2 separate regions of the Homo sapiens genome follow, and region 1 is linked to region 2. A link is an interaction called in ENCODE POLR2A ChIA-PET data of the cell type or tissue named here. Cell type or tissue: Caco-2. All regions are shown on one strand. Links, peaks and the distances in the headings refer to the core of each region. The heading gives the core; the rest is flanking DNA.

What was found. ChIA-PET counts read pairs that join two places held together with the same protein. Peaks named below come from ENCODE experiments on the same cell type or tissue, not always from the same donor. Only the 100,000 strongest peaks of a DNase experiment are listed, where the experiment ranks them.
Region 1: POLR2A ChIA-PET joins it to region 2 with 5 read pairs; 3 of 35 experiments call an interaction of 5 or more read pairs at or near these places.

Annotation. Positions count from the first base shown.
Region 1 is chr20:53,240,890-53,245,288 of GRCh38, forward strand. All of the region lies in intron 1 of TSHZ2 (teashirt zinc finger homeobox 2), which reads left to right. Among named protein-coding and RNA genes, the nearest start is that of TSHZ2-AS1, 260 kb to the right of the region's middle. In Caco-2, for the core only: no CTCF peak of the experiment used is centred there; no DNase peak of the experiment used is centred there.
Region 2 is chr20:53,344,727-53,349,125 of GRCh38, forward strand. The region is part of intron 2 of TSHZ2 (teashirt zinc finger homeobox 2); the gene reads left to right. Among named protein-coding and RNA genes, the nearest start is that of TSHZ2-AS1, 160 kb to the right of the region's middle. In Caco-2, for the core only: no CTCF peak of the experiment used is centred there; DNase peaks (open chromatin) are centred at 1,149 and 1,695.

The sequences.
Region 1 (4,399 bases), core at 209-4,208, 100 kb before region 2:
ACAAAAAGCCAGAAAGAATATCAAGAACAAGACAATGGCTGTCTTAGGAACCATTTATTGGTGTTCACCACTGGAGAATATTAAATCACCAGATAGTGCTGTCTTCCCCAACTTTCCTGTCCTGGGACAACAGCCAATTTGGTACTATTAGGAGGATGCTGATAAAGTGACCTAAAGCCTCTTCCTATTTACCCATTTTCTCTATAGGTAGGGACAAAGAAAAGATGACAGCTCTTGGAAATATCATTCTTAAACTAGCCCTAACCTAAGTCGAAGGGTCAAAAAACCCTGGAGAGTTTTCCATTAGATTCTCCAAACTGTCCATTCAAAAATATCGAAGACCTATATATTGAAAACCTATGTATCTCCCAGAATTTTGGTCTTTTCCAAGTACTGCTTCATGTAACTATGTGTTGTGGGTTTGGCCCAGCTCAGACTCGCTGTTCCATATAATTTGGCTCATTTAAAAGCTAACCTAGTTAATTAAGAACTGAAATAGGTCAGGATTTATTTGGTGGAGTTACTGGAGTAGTTTAGAAATGCTAATCCCTTTTATCATTAACTTTTTTATTCGTTTGTTTCTTGTAATATAAAAATACTCAATCTGATAAGGGGATTTAAATGAATCCAGAATGAATTGATTGAGAATAATGTTAGGAGCCTGATGAACATTTTTTTCAGCCAAAACTTGAAAAAGTATATACAAAAAATCCTGAGAAATCCAGCTCCATAACATGATTCTTCATGACTAGGTTTTTGTTCTTGTGATGGTAATGAGAGGAGACATACTGAGTGCTGATTTTTACCAGGCATTCTGACTTCTTTCCAGTTATCTCACTTAATTTTCAAAATGATCTTTGAGGCAGGTACTATTATTATCTCCAATTGATAGATGGAGAGACCGAGCCCCACACAAGTTGTTAGTTTGCTCAAGATGATAATGCAGGACATGGCAGAGATGAGATTTGAACCCAGGTGGGCTTGCTGTAGACCTTGTTCTCTTCCATCCTGTAACACCTATGAGGGTGGTACACACACTTTCTCCTCTATTAGGCTGATGCAAAAGTAATTGCTGTTTTTGCCATTAAAAGTAATTACTTTTACTTTTGAACCACTCTCTTTTAATAATAGAGTGTTCTTCTCTGTGCAGACCCTTGCTTCATTGACAACTAGAAAGAGCATGAATGTCACACTTACTTGTCGTCAATTCCCAAAGCTTTAGCTGACTTTGACTTTGCAGCATTTCTAAGCTATTGACATATTGAGGCTGTATAATTCTTTGAGTAAGGACCGTCCTGTGCATTGTAGGATGTTTAGCTGCATCCCTGGCCTCTACCTGCCAGATACCAGCAACACCGCTTCTCTAGGTATAGCAACCAAAAATGTCCTCAAACGTTGTCCCATGTCCCCTGGGGAACAAAAACCACCCCCAGAACTACTAAGAGTATTATGGTGACCCAGCTGACTCCTGGAGTCCCATTTTCTTCTCTAGAAGAAACCAGCTGCCAAAAATAATGATCTAATTAACTCATTCACCCTGAAGTGCAAAGGTGAGATAAGAGATTAGGTTTTTATATTTTTATAGGGGATGAGTTCTTGGTCCACCTCATGTCAGATGAACATAAGCCAAGTTGTAGGGTTTAAGGCAAGAAGAAGCAGAGAGTAAGAGGTGTCACAATTGCGGGCTCCTGAGTTCACATCACACTTGTACCTGATTCATCTACTTCCCATAGGGAGTAACCCACCCTGTGAGTTTAAACCCATGTGCACACTTCAACCATCCAAAGCAATATTCTGTTTAAAAGATACCTTGTTGTTGTTCTCTATGGCTTGAAAGCAAATTGGGACCAGTGAGTAAAATCTAAGTTTTGAACAGAATCTAAGTGTTGGATAGAAAAGCATACTTCACTGATGCAATCATTCATTCACTTATGGGTCCAATCATTCATTTATTTATTCATATATCCAACAAACACTTGAACAAGGTGGGCTGGGTATAGCAATGGGATACAGTGGTAAACAAGATAGATTTGACCTGCCCTCTGGGAGCTTACAGTCTTATCTAGAGGACAATCAAGTACATAGTAAGTACAATTGCAAACTGAAATAAGGTATACAAAAGAAAAATGGGGGACTGAGATAGAAAATAACTTTGGTTGTTGGTAATTTCGGAGGAGTAAGTGGGGGAGGGTACAGTGATCAGAGATGACCCATCCGACGAAAGGCATTGGAGCTGAAACTAAAAGAATTAGACTAAAAGGAAAGACTTAGATATAGGGAAAGGGGGAATCTTTTATACATAGGGAATGGAATTTCAAGGGCCTTAAAGAAGGAAAGAATTTGATGAATTTAGGGAACAAGGAGAAGAATTTTCGCTTTCAAGTCCTAAACAAAATGAACAGTGATAGGGTAGTTCTGAGATGGAAACTGGGCAGGTCATTGCACTCTATGAGTCATCACTGCATGCATGTTCAAGTATATGCTGAGCAGTACCTGACAGAAGTGTTGATGAAGAGATGAAAGCATATCATAAAAGCTTAAACTGAAAGTTCTCCCCAATCCTTTGATTCGATCAAATTGTACCATGATGGAAACACGGCTCAACTCCTAAGTGTGAGGAATGGAAATGGTTCCCATTCAGTGTGGTCCTCATAGCAGGCTAGTAACAATGACTGTGCTGGTGGAGAGTCCAACATGAAGAAGAGGGTTGGAAAGTCAAGCATCTGAGCCATTTAAGGATACCAAGGCCAGGAAGCCCTTTCCTGAATGAGAAATTGGCCCAATGACATGAAAATTCTTTCCACTTCGGGCTTCTGTGATTCTTCTAGAGACAGCAAAGACTTTTCACCAGAAAACTAAAGTCCAGCCTGCTTTCTGATAGTGCCAATGTAGCTTTTCTGAGAGAACAGTGGGTTTCTTGCTTGCTTGCTTGCTTTTTTTTTTTTTCTTTCTTTCTTTCTTCTTAATGGGTAGTGGTCACAGCCATGAACTTAGCAAAAGAAGCAAGTTAAAATTTGTCCATTCTTGGCTAATGCAGTTAGACATTTTTGAGAAAAGGCAATGAGAAGTGGTCATTATCCATTATCTGCATGAAATATTTCAGAGAAAGAAGCAGCATTTGCCAAAAAAAGGAAAAGATGTTTGACTTCAAGCCAGGCAAAAAGGAAACAAGATCACCTTCTAGCTCTGTGGGATGGCTGTGCTAATGATGTTATTTCAAGTAAAATTGGAATATATATCTGAAAAAATACAGATGGTGCAGCAGCTTCATATACTTTCTGAAGGTCATTTTGGACAATGATTCACTGTCCCTTTACTTGGGAAAAAAAAAACCTCTCCAGTCTTGGAAGGAACTATATGTGTGTGAGTGTGTTTATATATCCTTATGCGGAATAAACGTATAGAAAATAAGCATGCATGACTTGCTGAAAATATTTGTTACCACTTGAAAAGTCAACACCTAAAAATCTTAATTTGATAGGAGAGTCTCAGTTCTATTGTGTAGTTTCTTTGTTCCTGTTTCGTTTCACTTTGTTTTCTCCTCTGTTCCTGATTTGTGACTCTCTGGGTGTAAGGATAATGTAAGGATAATGATTTCTAAACTGGAGCTACCAAAAAGCTTATAAAGTGGTCCCCTTCTCACCCTTCTCCATGAATATTTTCTCACTCTGCTTTTTTAAATTGTCACCAAGACACGTCGCAATAATAATATACGCTGGACTGAAATTCCAGGTAGCTGAATATAAAGCATTTTTCTTGGAGACCTTCTGCTTTAAACATTTGTCACCTCTCTCAGTGCAAAGCCCGAGGCCTCTAACAAAGACCTTTTTTCTCAGATGGTGGGTTGCTTTATTTCTTGAGGATTGCAGACATTACCATTATGGCTAATGACCTAATAACTTGCTATTTGATGTTTGTACATCACTTTCTACGGAAGTTCCCGGCACACATACCACTGGCTCCTTGTACAAGTGATTTAATATTAAATAACAAACCCCAAACTGGAGGAAGCTCTTTTCTTATGCATTCTTATGGATGACACATAAACAAAGCTGGTTCTTATCTATTGTGAATACCATCTAAAAGCTGTTGGCTTGGAATAAGATTTAGGGATAACACAGAATGCCAGACTCAACTGATTTCAGCCATCTGTGGGTTCAGGTTGAAGATCAGATGTACAGTGGTTGGAAAGTGCCTAGAACCAGCACTGAGAAGTTGGGAGGTAACCCTGCATTCTTGGTGTTTCACATACTTTATCACATGCTATACTCTAAAGCATCTTAAGAAGCAGATACTATTATTATTCCTATTTTATAGATGAGGAAGCTGTGCCTTTGAAAGTTTTCAGTAATTTTCCCAAGATTGTCTTGTCCTTCCCAAGACATTACACAGTACACCA
Region 2 (4,399 bases), core at 173-4,172:
TATGTATATATTAACCTAATATGAGAAAAAGTAACCCCATTGAGAAAAGTTAGAGATAAAGTTTACAACCTTCACTTTCTCCCCTGCACAATAGAACTTATGCCATGATAAAATCCCACAACTTAGTCATTTGTTTATTTAAAATGCATTTGTTGAGCACCTCCTATGAGCCAAGAAGTAAAGATTGTGTAAAAAAATAAAATACGTGGGTAGATGGACAATTCAACTAGCAAATGCAATGCACTGTGATTGACAAGTTTGAGTGTTTGTGTTAGAATTATTTGTGTGCAAGCAACAGAAGCTGACTCTGGTGAATCCTAGCAAGTTCAGCATCTCATGAGAAAAAAAGAGCATCTAACACAGACAGAAGGGAAGTGGTCAGGGAAGCCTCCTGGAGGAAGTGACATTTCAGTTGAGACTTGAGGAAGAGGCAGAGGAACCTGTGCCAAAGTGTGGATGTGTGTTTTTGTGGATATGGAGCAGGGCAGAGAGGCTGGTTGGCAAGTGTCCTCAGCAGGGGACAGCACAGGTGAGATGACAGGGAACTAGGCACAGAAAATTCTCTCACAAGGCAGTCACTGGAACCACCCCCACCATTGCCTGTTAGACACCTGGAAATAGCTCTTGGTGGTTGGGAGAAATGGGGCTAGGTGGGAAACAACGTCAGGGAATAACACACACAGAGGACTTGTCTGGTCCCCCGTCCCCCAGTGTAGACCGCCATAGGAAAGCTATGTTGTAAGAAATCATAGAGGAAGGAGACAGCACAAATTAAAACTCCTACTATCATAAGCATCTAGCAAGCATTTTATGAAGCTGCCTTGTGAGGAACTACTTCACTCTAGGAAAAACCCTCCTGGTTACCATGACTCAGAGAACGATCTGCAAAATAATTCACCAAATTAGAGTTTGCCGAGTGCACATTTGTAAATCTGATCCCGCCTGCCCGCCCCCCCATTCTGTTGATTATATCTTTCATCCCCAAGAATGAGGCCAAGAGCCTCCTCCCTGCCCCTCCTCCCCTCCCTCTGTAATCCTCACCCCTCATTTCTCTCCCCTCCCCACTTCTCAGCATCCTGCCACCCCTAAGGCGGTGGCGTGATCACGTGCTGATTTCAGGGAGTTCATTAAAAACCACCACCCTCCCCGCTGACCACGAGGCACCGGCAGCAGCCCCTGGGGCCATGGCGCTGGCAAGAGCATGCCGGTCACTCAAGAGGGGCCGACCCACTCCGAGGACAGGGACCCCCTTGCACAAATGAGAAGAGCCAGCAAACAGTTAATGGTTGAATCCTTTGCAGAAAAAGTCAAGGCAGACTTGTGATTCTTGATGTTAATGAAGGTGTCACACATTGTCTAGAGAAAGTTGTGCCTGGCAATCTTCCCTGTTTCGGATGCCTACCCCAGTGACATTTCATCTCACATCCACCTTAATGAAATGCATAATTAACATATTCTAATTGTGCTGAGCGCTGCGATGATTTTGACAGAACTCACTTTCCATGTCTAATTTGATGCTAATTTAATCTGTTCCTCTCCCGCTGACATGACCTTTCTTGATTGAGTTTCACTGAGGAAATTTTTTGATGGATTGATTTATCAGCATTGCAGAGACAACAAAGGCTCAGGGTGCACGACAGAAAATAGGAAGGGAACGGCCCTCGAAGCCAGCACGCTCTGAACTTGCCGGCTGGAATGTCCTCTTTCCAGAGACGGCTTGTCTGACCTACTGATGGAATTTGAGAAATGTGACATCTGTGCGTGGGTTTGATCTCTCCGATAAAGACAGTAAATATCTTATTGTGGTTGTGAAGCTTTGCATGGAAAACTTCTCTAGGGCTATTCGAAGGAAGCTTAGGCTCCTCCTGTTGACCAAAACCCTAAGCGTGTGAGGCCAGGCCACAGGTTGAGGGCCCCGTCTAGGGTAGAGTGTTTGCTCATTAGCTTTAACCAGGAGAAAGCACGAAGAGGTGGAAGTGTCCGTCTCAAATTAAAACAGAGAAACGTCGCAACTGCGTAGGTCATTGAGCATGGATTTCCTACTTTTAGATATTCTGTAGACATCTACAAAAAGGGGAGTTAAACCTAGATCTTATGGAAGCGTCTGTGGAATGTCCTCCAATACCTGCCCCCACAGATACACAGAGTCTCAAAGCTATTAATATAAACATCTCTTTGTCCAGTTCCTGGTCTTTGTAGAAGTAGGTGCTCAGGATACTGATGACAGTCTTGGAGTGTCCCAGTTCTCACAGGATTAAGTGGCTGAGGGCATTAGACTCCCTCATCCTGAAGATACAGGGGTCAAAACCAGAACCATAGCTGAATGGGCTCCTGGGAAAGCAGTCCCTCACCCTACCTTATACAAAAGTGGCTGCTTTTCAACAGCTGTGAAGGCTTGGATTCCAAGGGGCTTGATCAAAATTTCTCAGGTTTGGCACTATTGTCATTTGAGGCTGGATCATTCTTCGTTGGGGTGGGAGGGGTCTCCTGTGCACTGTAAGTTGTTGAGAAGCATCTCTAGCCTCCACCCACTAAAAGCCAGTAGCACTCCCATTCCTGAGTTGTGGTGACTAAATTTGCCTCAGATTTTGCCAGATGTGTCCTGGGGAGGCAAAATCACCACTGGCTGATAACCACTGAGGTAGAGGGCCAAGTGATAATGCCTGTGACCCCCACATGTCTGCATTGCTCAACACCCCCTACTTCCTCTGCCCAGTGTCACCTCCCCAGCTAGACGTTGTCCAATGGAGCAGACAAGTCCTTATCCACCCCCCAACTCCTTATTCAACTTCTCCCTTTTCCAAATCATATATGACTACACTGTATTAAATATTGATTTATTTATTGTCTGTCTCTACTCAATAAACCATAAGCTACATAAGGCTGAGATGTTGTCCATCTTTTTTACTTTTTTTTTTTCCAACTTTTACTTTAAGTTTGAGGGTGCATGTTCAGAATGTGCAAGTTTGTTGCATAGGTAAACATGTGCCATCATTGTTTGCTGTACAGATCAATCCATTGCCTAGGTATTAAGCCCAGAATCCGTTAGCTATTCCTCCTGATGCTCTTTTTTTACTTTAATTATGGTAAAATATACATAACATAAAATTCACCGTTTTAAGTATCATAAAGTATGCAATTCAGTGGCTTTTAGTACATTGACAATGTGTGCACCTATGCCACTATCGAGTTTCAGAATATTTTCATGACCCCGAAAAGAAACTCCCATACCCGTAACGTGGTAACCCTACTCTTTCCCTCCTCCCAGCCCCTGATAACCGCTAATCTGTGTCTACTGATCTGCCTATTCTGTACATTTCACTTAAATGGAATCATACAATAAGTGAACCTTTGTGTCTGGTGGTTCCTCAATAAGATAAACATGAAGTGACCACAGGACCCAGCAATTCCATTCCTAGGCATACATACAAAAAACATGGGAGACAAGTGTTCTAACGAAAACTTTTATATGAGTGTTCCTAGAAGCACTCTTTGCAATAGCCAAAAGGTGTCCATATGCTCATGAATGGATAAACAAAATGTGGTATATCCATACAATGGAATAGCCATAAAAGGGAATGAAGTGTGGATACATGGTGCAACATGGATGAACCTTGCCTGTCTTTTCATCGTTACATCCTCAGTAGTGAAAATACTGCCTGGCATGTAGTAGGTGCTCAGTAAATACAAGTGGAATAAATGAAAGGCATATAAAAGTAAATGAATTGAGGATAGTCAAGAACCATGGATAACTAGTTAGAAGGGCCATTCACATTAACTGTGTTTCTTTTAATTTAGAAAAAAAAAGAAAAGAAAAAAAATAGACCCCCCCAAAAGAAACAAAGAAACAAAAATGAACCTGATATTGAGCCGGAAATTTTGGAGGCGGGGAGGATCGCTGTATGTGAAAAATAGTTGAATCATGGAGGGGAGCTGGTAATGAAAGTGTCATGACAGAATACTAAAACTTCCCTGCTTTCTGTTCTATTTTGTTTTGTTTCAATGTCAAGCTCTACTTCTTCTTCCCAAATGTTTCTTTCAGAAGCAGATACTTAAGCTATCCATAGTAAATAGATATTTTCCTTCAAAGTACTCTCCTGGGAGGATGAAACATTTATTCCAAAGTAGTTGCCCTGACTGCAAAGATTTTTGCAAAATTTCTTCAGGAGCTGCCTTCCGAGCCCCGCAAGGATACCAAGCTAACGAGATTATCATCATTATGATTACACTTCATCATAGATCAAAAGCAGTTTAACTCGGCAAAATGACCTGGCCTGCTTCACTAGTCTTTATTCTAAGGGGCTGCTGGCTTTGTTCAAAGGCTAAAATCTCTCTGCAAAGCCCAGTTGAACAGTGTCCAGGTGTGCCCCCAAGGCAGGGGCAAAGTGGAGCATGGTCT